Regions from separate parts of the Homo sapiens genome. Here region 2 is linked to region 1. A link is an interaction called in ENCODE POLR2A ChIA-PET data of the cell type or tissue named here. Cell type or tissue: Panc1. All regions are shown on one strand. Links, peaks and the distances in the headings refer to the core of each region. The heading gives the core; the rest is flanking DNA.

Region 1 (5,369 bases), core at 152-5,151:
TATGAGAGGTGTTCAGGGGCAGACTCCAGTTACCGTAGATCTCCTCTGGGGGTAGAGTCAGGGATACACACACGGACCAGGTACAGAGACAGAGAGGGAGAGAAGATGCTGCCATGGCTGCACCCTGGTGTTGACCCGGGACAGTTGCTCAGACCTCCAGGTCTCTGGGCCTCCCCTTTTCCCCAGTGCAGACCCCAGAAGTGTACCCACCTTCCGGGGGGCATTTCCATCTCTCCAGAGCCAGTATGGCTTTGGCTGGAACCAGAAATGCAAAGGCACTGGCCTGGAACAGCGGCAGCCTGGAGGAGAGGCACAAAGCAACAGGGGTGGGGAGGGGCGGGTGGGGAGGAGGGATAAAGATGCGGGGAGAGATCAGGAAGGGAGAGCACAGAGAGAGTGACAGAGACACAAGGGACAAGGGCAGATGGAAATCGTTGAGGCCCCAGGGAAGACCATCTCTAACATTTTGGCTGCCCAAGGAAGAAAACAAATGGAGCCCCCAGCTCAAAACCTGCCCCCTTCCCACCACCAGCTCCTGCACTGTGAGGAGGGGGCACCTGCCCGGAAGTGGACACCTCAGTTCCCGCATCCAGGTTTCTCTCACAATCTTCCCCTGTCCCCCGCTGCTCAAACAGCTCAAATGCCACCCAGGCCTAGGGCTGTGCACTCGGGAGCGTGGGGCCCTGGGAGGGTGGGCTGTCGAAGAGGCTGGCACCAACCCTGGGAGCTAGCTCAGGGCTGCCATCTGGGCAATATTCAGAATGGGGTTTAAGAGGGGAGAGCCGGCTAGGCTTGGTGGCTCACGCCTGTAATCCCAGCACTTTGGGAGGCCAAGGTGGGCAGATACAAATACAAAATTAGCCGGGCATGGTGGCGCATGCCTGTAATCCCAGCTACTCAGGAGGCTAAGGTGGGAGAATCGCTTGAACGCGGGAGAATCGCTTGAACCCGGGAGGTGGTGGTTGTGGTGAGCCGAGATCACGCCACCGCAATCCAGCCTAGGCAACAAGAGCAAAACTCCGTCTCCAAAAAAAAAAAAAAAAAAAAAAAAAGAGGGGAGAGCCAGCGAGGGTACAATCCCTTAAACTTGCAGATGCCTGGTCTTTGAAGTGTGCCTAGATCAAGATTCCCAGGGTTGGGGCCACGCTGCCCAGCTCTAAGGCTGGCCTGGGATAGGAGAAGCAGGTGGAGGCAGAAAGCGGCTTTTTTGTCTCACCAGTGTCCTCTGGGAGCCCACCTGCTCCTGCTGTGTGGATCACAGTGGAGGGGTGGCGGGGGACGGGTTGGGGGGCTGGGCGGCTCACCGGATGCCCACGGTGGTCTGGATGAGAGTGGTGATGCCCACGCACGTGAAGATGGTGCCGATGAGCTGACTAACCATGTGCTGGTCGTGGCCCACACACAGCGCCTCAGCCAGCAGGAAGGGCACGGCGATGGTACCACTGAAGCATGTCAGGTAGTGCTGGGCAGAGGGAGACAGCAGAGTGCATGAGGCAGGACCCCAGAGCTCCAGGGAGAGGGGACAACCTAGTGTCCTCATGCCTGCCTCAGCGGGCCTGGAACCGGCTGCCTGCCCAGGACTGGCAGTCCCCACAAGGGATTCCCAGAGAGCTACTGCTGACCACTCTGGGGGTCACTAATTTCCACTCAAGATATTCCTGCGGCTTCCGTGGAGTCGGCTCTGCTCCCTGTCACCAACACCCCACCTGGCAAGCGTCACACTCCCCCAGGGAGTTCATCTTCTTTCAGGATTCAGCCTCTTCCCGACTCCTGCTTGCTGACAGCCACTGTGCTGACCTCAGGTTTTTCTTCCTGTTACCCAAGATACTCCCTGCTGGCCAGGGAGGGGCTGGAGTCCCCGGGGAGTGTGCAGAGTGAGGGCGGGGAGGCCCTGGGGGACCCACCTGGAAGCCCAGCAGGATGCACAGGTACCAAGGTGGCACGTCCTCGATCTTGTACAACATGTCAAACTTAGGCTCTGTGGGTAGCGGGGTCGAGGGGTCCCTGGTGGTTTCATGCTGGAGGCAGCAGAGATAAGTAGCTTAGGGTGAAGTGATGGGGACAGGCAAAATCCATTCTGCCCCAGAATCAATCAGGCAGCCCAAGTGGCTTGTCAGCAACTGAGAGCGGGGTTCCCGCCCTCCCCAACAGTCCATCCACCCGGGTGCCACTTGGCCTGGCCACAGTTTTCTCCCACTTTGCATTGCTTCCCGCAGGGATGAGTCTACTGTGCCAGCTTCTAGAGCCCTCAGGACCTGCCATTTTAGCCAGGGAAGTGGACCCTTAAGTCAGAAGTCTTGGAGACCACAGGAGAGGGGGCCAAGAGGGCTCAAGACTGTGGACAAGTCCAATCCGGTCCCACCTCTGCCCCCTGGAGATCCTTGGGGTGTCACTGGCCGGGAGATTAGGCCTCTCCTGAACCCCAACCTGGAGTCAGCCAGTCCCAAAGCTGCAGGCTCCTTCACCCCCACCTCCACCCATCCCCCAGTTGCCACATTCAATTTGGGACAGTCACTCTTATCAAGTTCATCAGAACGTTTATCTCTGGCCTCCAGGAAGAAGGCCTGCACAGGCCCTCCAGCCCCCCACCCCCCCTGCCCCCCCTAGCCCCCACCCCCAGCCCCCAGCACCTGTGTCCGGCCCTCGAGGTCCTCCTGGGCCCTCATCTTTGGGGCACAGGTTTGAGCAGTTCCTGAGGAGAAGAGGGGATGACTTGACAAAGGCCAAGGAGGAGGACTTTACTCCACATATCAGGCATTGTTTGAAGTAAATCTGTAACCAGATGCCCAGCTCTGGATTGCGAAAGGGGGGCCCGGGCAGAGGTAATGTATTAACTCTCACTAGGACAGTAAAAGCCACCCAAGCCTCTGCCACATGTGCCCTTCCCTGCCCACATCTGCGCCTGGGCGCTGGACCTGTTCTTGTTTCCCAAGAGAGGGCCAGAGTCGAGGGGGTGAGGACCAGAAGTTTACCAAGCCCCAGGTGAGCGGAGAAAGAGGGAGTGGAAACAGGCACTTATTATGTAACCCCCTGTATGAGGCCCTTCCCCACTGATTAATAACTAGTTCATCATTATCATCATCATCATAGTCATTCTCGTTATTGAGGAATGGCCTTGGCCTTGTGCCAAGAAACATGGATCTGCACTGTCCCAAGTAACCCCTGTGCTGGGCGGTATTAACCCCTTTAACAGCGAAGGAAACAGATTCAGTAGATGTGATTTGACCCAAGCCATGCAGATAGCAAGTTTGCAGAAACCAATCCTAAAATTCAGGTTGGTCTGAGCTGCCTTGCCCTCACCACCCTGCACCCCTCAGGGTCCCTGAGGCAGGCAGCAGATGGGCCTCTGCAGGCAGAGCTGCCTAGGCTGGCCCAGCCGGGTCTGCACTCTGTGTCAGGGCACAGATCCCTTTCCCCTCCCAGCCACATAATTTCTGGGACCCAGTGCAAAGTAAGAATGTGAGGCCTTTATTCCAAAAGTATAAAGAATTTAAAGATAGCAGGAGCATTAGATGGAGCGTGGGGCCTTTCTATGCACCAAGCCCTGTGTGACTGCCCATCACCTAGCCCAGGAAGGCAGTCCTATGCCCAGCCTGTCTCCCCTCCTGGCAGGCCCAGCCCAGCCTGGCCCTAGGGCCTGAGATGGCAGAGGGGGACATGGGGAGGGGCCCTAAGAACTCAGGCTCCTCAGCTGGTGAGGGCTGGGCCTGAGGTCCCCATTCTGTTCCCCTCTGGGCTGCCCCAGCCCCAGCACTCTAGAGCCCACCTACTTCTGGGTCGCTGTGCCCATGGCCAGGCCCTGCCTGAAGGGCCAAGGGGCAGCACCGCTCTCCAGCTGGGCAGCAGCTTCATGCCACAGCACTGAGTCCGCCCGCCTGCCGGTGTCCACACTGTTCCTCTGTCCGCCTGTCCTCTCCTCTCCCTCTTGGCTACTGCTCCCAATTTCCAAAGTTGCTGGACCAGTTTGAAGCCTCTGCAACTCCCCAGCACTTTTCTCTCCAACTTCTCCTCCCAGAACTCCCCAGGGTGCTGTGGAGACCAAGCCCGACCCCCTGCAGATACGGCTCCATGGACACTCAATTCAACCCAAACCACACAACACGCATAGAGAACAAGGTGGAGAACACGGTCCCAGATCCACAGTAGCATGAAGGGGCCCACACACCCAGAGCTGATGCAGCCTCTCTAATCACCCCACAGAAACACAGGTCCACGTCATGGGTGCCCGGCTCCACACCCTGTCCTGAAAGCTTAGTGGGTTTCTTGGGCCCTGACTTTCCTCCTGGTGTCTAGGGTTTCTCTCCTGAGTGAAGGCCACGGATGGTGGGGCTTCAGGCAGGTCCTGGAACAGGTGAAGGATGGAGGGGGCTGAGTGCAGCTCCCAGGGAAGCTGGAGTGGCCAGGGCCTGCCCCAGGCACCTCCATTCCCCCAGCAGCCCGCCTCTCCGGTCCCCTAAGTCTGAATCCCCTCCCAGCCCTACTACTACTCAGCCAGGGACTTGGCCCAAACCCCTTCTGTTGTCTAAGTTTCGGTTTCTGCATCTGTCAAAGGGGGATTAGATTGTCTTCCTGCACATGGCTCTCGTGCAAAATAAAAATATTTCTAAAAATGAGGGTTAGAATGTTCTGTCTCTCTCCCAGGGCTTGGCCAGATCAGAGACACTCACAAACGAAACTGAAAGTTCTGGTGCCACCGATCTCCAGTTCCCAGACCTAGGTGGGGTCCAGGGCTTCTTTACTAAGGAAAAGCCCCAGCCAGAAGAATTTCCAGAGAAAGCAGGACTGAGAACCAAAATGTTGAATCTGGCTGGTCAGAAACCCAGGGCCCATCCATACCAGCTGGGGTCAAAGGCAGAGTGTGGAAAATGAACAGCCATTGGGTGTAGACCCAGTGAGACGTGTGTTCTCGGAGGGGTGCAGATAGCATGGAGTGGCTGGAATAGGTGTGCCACAAGGTGGCCTGCGTGCACAGTTTTCCTTGGTTCTCTTTTCTCATGAAGGCTCTGAAGACCTGGGATGTCACTGAAACCACCTTTGCAAAATTATGACTGAGACAGTGAAAGAGATCTAACTTAATCAGTTCCATCTTGCTTCTAACCTCCAAGTTGTCTTTCTTCATTCCTGAGTGTAGGCTGAACTAACCTTGGGAGAAACTTAGTTTTTAGTTTATAGTCTAAAACAAAGACAATAACAGCCCTTTCTCAAAGCAGACCTCCTTCTTGCCTGAGGACTAGATTGCCTTTGTAGGATGGAGCAACATTAGCCACAAGATGAGAAATTTTGGTTTAGGAGTCATGCAGCTAGAGGTTACAAGATTCTGACCCTCTCTAAACTGCTCCTAAGATCAGTGCTTGAGATACTTTGCAGAC
Region 2 (5,369 bases), core at 200-5,199, 150 kb after region 1:
TTACATGGTAGAGTTCCAATCACACAGAAAGGAATCCATTCAGCAAATTTCCAAAGTTGCAGACTGTTTGGGCCCACCCAGAATTCCACCAGGACTGGACGGCCCCCACCAGGTTATACTGGATATGTGGACACAGAGCTTATGCTAAGCTGCCTGATCAGGACAGGTAGCTGTATAATTGGCACCATTAAGCCATCTTTCTTCTTACTGCCCATAAAAACAGGTGAACTTCTAGGCTTCCCAGTCTATGCTTCCTGCAAAAAATGAAGCATAGCCATAAGTGATTAGAAAAATAATGAATGGCCCTCTGAAAGAATCATACAATACTATAGACCCGCCACTTAGGCACAAGAAGGCTCATGAGGATATCGAACCCCTATCTACATGCTCAACTGAATCATACAGTTGCAAGCTGTTTTAGAAATTATTACTAATAAAACCGGTCAAGCCTTGACCGTTCTTGCCCAGCAAGAGACTCTGATGAGAAATGCTATCTATCAAAATAGAATAGTTCTTGACAACTTGGTAGCAGCTGAAGGAGGAGTTTGTAGAAAATTTAACCGTACTAATTATTGTCTACACATAGATGATCAGGGGCAAGTAGTTGAGAATATAGTTAAAGATATAACAAAACTGGCACATGTACCTGTGCAAGTGTGGCATGGACTCAGTCCGGGAGCCATGTTTGAAAATTGGTTCCCAGCAATAGGAAAATTTAAAACTCTTGTAATAAAAATAATAATAGTAATAGGAACCTGCTTACTGCTCCCTTGTCTTATACCTGTATTTCTCCAAATGATAAAAAACTTCGTTGCCACCTTAGTTCACAAAAATGCTTCAGCACAAGCATACTATGTAAATCACTATCAATCTATTGCACAAAAAGACATAAGTAGCAAAAACAAAAGTGAGAACTCCCACTAATAAAAAGTGAGAGTCTCAAAGGGGGGGAAATGAGGGAAGAGAGAGACCCTCTCATATTGTTTTATATTATTTTATACTCAGTACCTGTTTTAAGAAAAAACAACAAAGAAGTAAAATCAAAGACAGGCAGCCCGGCACCAGGCCTGAAAGCAGGCCTGGGCCTGCCTGGCCTAAACCCAGTAGTTAAAAATCAACCCATAACTTAGAAACTGATGTTATTCATAGATTCCAGCCATTGTATAGAAGAACATTGTGAAATTCCCTGCCCTGTTCTGTTTCTCTCTGACCACCGGTGCATGCAGCCCCTGTCACGTACCGCCTGCCTGCTCAAATCAATCACAACCCTTTCATGTGAAATCTTTAGTGTTGTGAGCCCTTAAAAGGGACAGAAATTGTGCACTCGGGGAGATCGGATTTTAAGGCAGTAGCTTGCCGATGCTCCCAGCTGAATAAAGCCCTTCTACAACTCGGTGTCTGAGAGGTTTTGTCTGTGGCTTGTCCTGCTACAAGCTGAGATTGCATCACATACCCCTGCACTCCAGCTTGGGTGACAGAGTGAGACCCTATCCAAAAAAAAAAAAAGAAAGAAAAAGAAAGAAAGAAAAGAAAAGAAAATAATGCCTGGCTGGACACTGTGGCACATGCCTGTAATCCCAGCACTTTGGGAGGCCGAAGTGGGAGGATCACTTGAGCTCAGGAGTTTTAGAACAGCCTGGGCAACAGTGTGGGACCTTGTCTCTACAAAAAATACAAAAACAAAAACAAAAACAAAAACAAAAAACCAGGTGGGTATAGTGGAATGCACCTGTAATCCCAGCTACTCGGGAGGCTAGGGTGGGAGGTTTGCTTGAACCCAGGGGGTCGAAGCTGCAATGAGCCATGGTCATGCAGCTGCACTCCACCCTGGGCAACAGAGAAAGATCCTGGTTGTGTTTTTTTTTTAATTATGCATGACCTCATTTATGATGAGGGATGTTTTGGGGGTGTGAGGAAACACTGTTGGTGGGGGATGTAAATGAGTACAACTTCCTTAGCAAATAATCTGTTAATATCTATCGAAAATTTCAGTTTGCATATCCTTTGACATAGCAATATTACATCTAGGAATTTATTCTACTTTTTTTTTTTTTTTGGGGGGGACAGAGTCTTGCTCTGTTGCCCAGGCTGAAGTACAGTGGCACGATCTCGGCTCACTGCAATCGACCTCCACCTCCCGGGTTCAAGCAATTCTACTGCCTCAGCCTCCCCAGTAGCTGAGATTACAGGCGCCTGCAACAACTCCCGGCTAGTTTTCGTATTTTTTTTTTTTTTCTGAGATGGAGTCTCATTCTGTTGCCCAGGCTGGAGGGCAGTGGCACGATCTCGGCTCACTGCAAGCTCCGCCTCCTCGGTTCACGCCATTCTCTTGCCTCAGCCTCCCGAGTAGCTGGGACTACAGGTGCCCGACATCACACCCGGCTAATTTTTTGTATTTTTAGTGGAGACGGAGTTTCACCATATTAGCCAGGATGGTATCAATCTCCTGACCTCGTGATCCGCCCGCCTTGGCCTCCCAAAATGCTGGGATTACAGGCGTGAGCCACCGCGCTTGGCCTAGTTTTTGTATATCTAGTAGAGACAAGGTTTCACCATGTTGGCCACATTGGTCTCGAACTCCTGACCTCAACGGATCAGCCTGCCTCGGCCTCCCAAAGTGCTGGGATTACAGGCATGAACCTCCATGCCTTGCCCTATTCTACTATTTTTAATGTGCTAAAAAATGAACCTCAGCCAGGCACGGTGGCTCACTCCAGTAATCCTAGCACTTTGGAAGGCCAAGGCGGGTGGATCACCTGAGATCAGGAGTTTGAGACCAGCCTGGCCAACATGGCGAAACCCCGTCTCTACTAAAAAATACAAAAATTAGCTGGGCGTGGTGGCACTTGCCTGTTATCCCAGCTACTCGGGAGGCTGAGGCTGGAGAATCACTTGAACCCGGGAGGCGGAGGTTGCAGTAAGCTGAGATCGCGCCACTGGACTCCAGCCTGGGTGACAGAGCAAGACTCCATCTCAAAAAAAAAAAAAAATATATGGACCTCAACTCCTCAACTTAAATATCCTTCAATAGGGGATATACATACACATACACACTTTTTTTGGTGTGTGAGAGATGGAGTCTCACTCTGTCCCCCAGACTGAGTGCAGTGGTGCAATCTCAGCTCACTACAACCTCTGTGTTGAAAAAAAAATCATTGAATTGTACACCTAAAATGAATGAAATTGATGGCATGTAAATTATACCTCAAAAAAGAGGTTGAAAGGAAAAGAAAAGGGGCCGGGCGTGGTGGCTCACGCCTGTAATCCCCAACACTTTGGGAGGCCAAGGCAGGTGTATCACCTGAGGTCAGGAGTTCAAGACCAGCCTGGCCAACATGGCAAGTTCCTGTCTACTAAAAATACAAAAATTAGCTGGGCGTGGTGTCTGGCGCCGTTAATCCCAGCTACTCGGGAGGCTGAGGCAGGAGAATCGCTTGAACCAGGGAGGAGGAGGTTGCGGTGAGCCCAAGATCGCGCCATTGCACTCTAGCCTGGGCAACAAGAGCTAAACTCCGTCTCAAAAAAAAAAGAAAAGAAAAGAAAAGAAAAGGATTGATAAATTGATAAGGACCAGTGTATTACTGGGAGCGTCAGAAAACAAGTAATTCCAAGAATTTAACTAGAGAACAATCTCAGCATAAATTAAAAAACATCTTTTTTTTTTTTTTGAGACGGAGTCTCACTCTGTCACCCAGGCTGGAGTGCAGTGGCAGGATATTGGCTCACAGCAACCTCCGCCTCCCGGGTTCAAGCGATTCTCCTGCCTCAGCCTCCCGAGTAGCTGGGATTACAGGCGCCCGCCACCAAGCCTGGCTAATTTTTGTATATTTAGTAGAGACACGGTTTCACCATTTTGGCCAGGCTGGTCTTGAACTCTTGACCTTGTGACCCACCCGCCTCAGCCTCTCAAAGTGCTGGGATTACAGGCGTGAGCCACCGCGCCTGGCAAAAAAAACATTTTTTTTTTTAACCTGCACATTCTTTGACCTGGCATCTTCACTTCTGGAAATTTATTACAGGCCAGGCACAGTGTCTCACACCTGTAATCCCAGCATTTTGGGAGGCCCAGGCGGGCAGATCACCTGAGGTCAGGAGTTCGAGACCAGCCTGACCAACATGGAGAAAACCGGTCTCTACTAAAAATGCAAAATTAGCCAGGGGCAGTGGCTCACGCCTGTAATCCCAGCACTTTGGAAGCCTGAGGCAGGCTGATCACGAGGTCAGGAGATCGAGACCATCCTGGCTAACACGGTGAAACCTCTTCTCTACTAAAAATACAAACCATTAGCCGGGCGTCGTGGCGGGCGCCTGTAGTCCCAGCTACTCAGGAGGCTGAGGCAGGAGAATGGCGTGAACCCCGGAGTCGGAGCTTGCAGTGAGCCGAGATCGCGCCACTGCACTCCAACCTGGGTGACAGAGTGAGACACTGTCTCAGGAAAAAAAAAAAAAAAAAATTAGCCAGGCATGGTGGCACATGTCTGTAATCCCAGCTACTCAGGAGGCTGAGGCAGGAGAATCGCTTGAACCTGTGAGGCTGAGGTTGTGGTGAGCAGAGATCATGCCATTGCACTCCAGCCTGGGCAACAAGAGTGAAACTCTGTCTCAAAAAAAAGCATAAAAAAAAGAAATTTATTCTAAGGAAACAGTTAATTGGGCACAAACATTTGTACAATAATATTTCCTATAGTATTGTTTAGAATATTGAATATCTGAAAATAATTCAAGGCTGGGTGCGGTGGCTCACACCTGTAATCCCAGCAGTTTGGGAGGCCAAGGCTAGAGGATTGCTTGAGCTCAGGAGTTCAAGACCAGCCTGGGCAACATGGCAAAACCTTGTCTCTGCTAAAAATAGAAAAATTAGCCAGGTTTGGTGGTACATGCCTGTAGTCCCAGCTACTCAGGAGGCTGAGGTGGGGAGAATCGCTTGAACCTGGGAGGCAGAGGTTTCAGTGAACCAAGATCTCATGCCACGGCGCTCCAGCCTGGGTGACAAAGTGAGACTTTATCTCAAATAAATAAATAAATAAATAAAGTCAGGGTGTGGTGGCTCACGCCTGTAATCCCAGCACTTTGGGAGGCAGAGGCAGGTGGGTCACGAGGTCAGGAGTTCAAGACCAGCCCGGCCAAGATGGTGAAATCCCGTCTCTACTAAAAATACAAAAAAAAAAAAAAAAAGAGACTTGCATGGTGGCGGGCACCTGTAGTCCCAGCTACATGGGAGGCTGAGGCAGGAGAATTGCTTGAACCTGGGAGGCAGAGGTTGCAGTGAGCCGAGATCGCGCCATTGCACTCCAGCCTGGGAGCGAGACTCCGTCTCAAAAAAAAACAAAAAACAAAAAAACAAAAATCAGCCGGATGCAGTGGCAGAC

Evidence for each region. Peaks named below come from ENCODE experiments on the same cell type or tissue, not always from the same donor. Only the 100,000 strongest peaks of a DNase experiment are listed, where the experiment ranks them.
Region 2: POLR2A ChIA-PET joins it to region 1 with 5 read pairs; 3 of 35 experiments call an interaction of 5 or more read pairs at or near these places.

Annotation. Positions count from the first base shown.
Region 1 is chr5:139,380,588-139,385,956 of GRCh38, forward strand. SLC23A1 (solute carrier family 23 member 1) reads right to left here and starts at 2,710. Exons shown (of 15, transcript NM_005847.5): 1 at 2,631-2,710; 2 at 1,905-2,018; 3 at 1,305-1,462; 4 at 211-299; 5 at 1-45. The coding sequence starts at 2,666. RefSeq lists enhancers at 255-1,195, 1,671-1,720, 3,321-3,390, 3,411-3,580, 3,961-4,130 and a silencer at 2,011-2,070. In Panc1, for the core only: no CTCF peak of the experiment used is centred there; no DNase peak of the experiment used is centred there; H3K4me3 peaks cover 645 bases; H3K27ac peaks cover 904 bases.
Region 2 is chr5:139,530,133-139,535,501 of GRCh38, forward strand. It overlaps a transcript of UBE2D2 not described here. Among named protein-coding and RNA genes, the nearest start is that of UBE2D2, 29 kb to the right of the region's middle. In Panc1, for the core only: no CTCF peak of the experiment used is centred there; no DNase peak of the experiment used is centred there.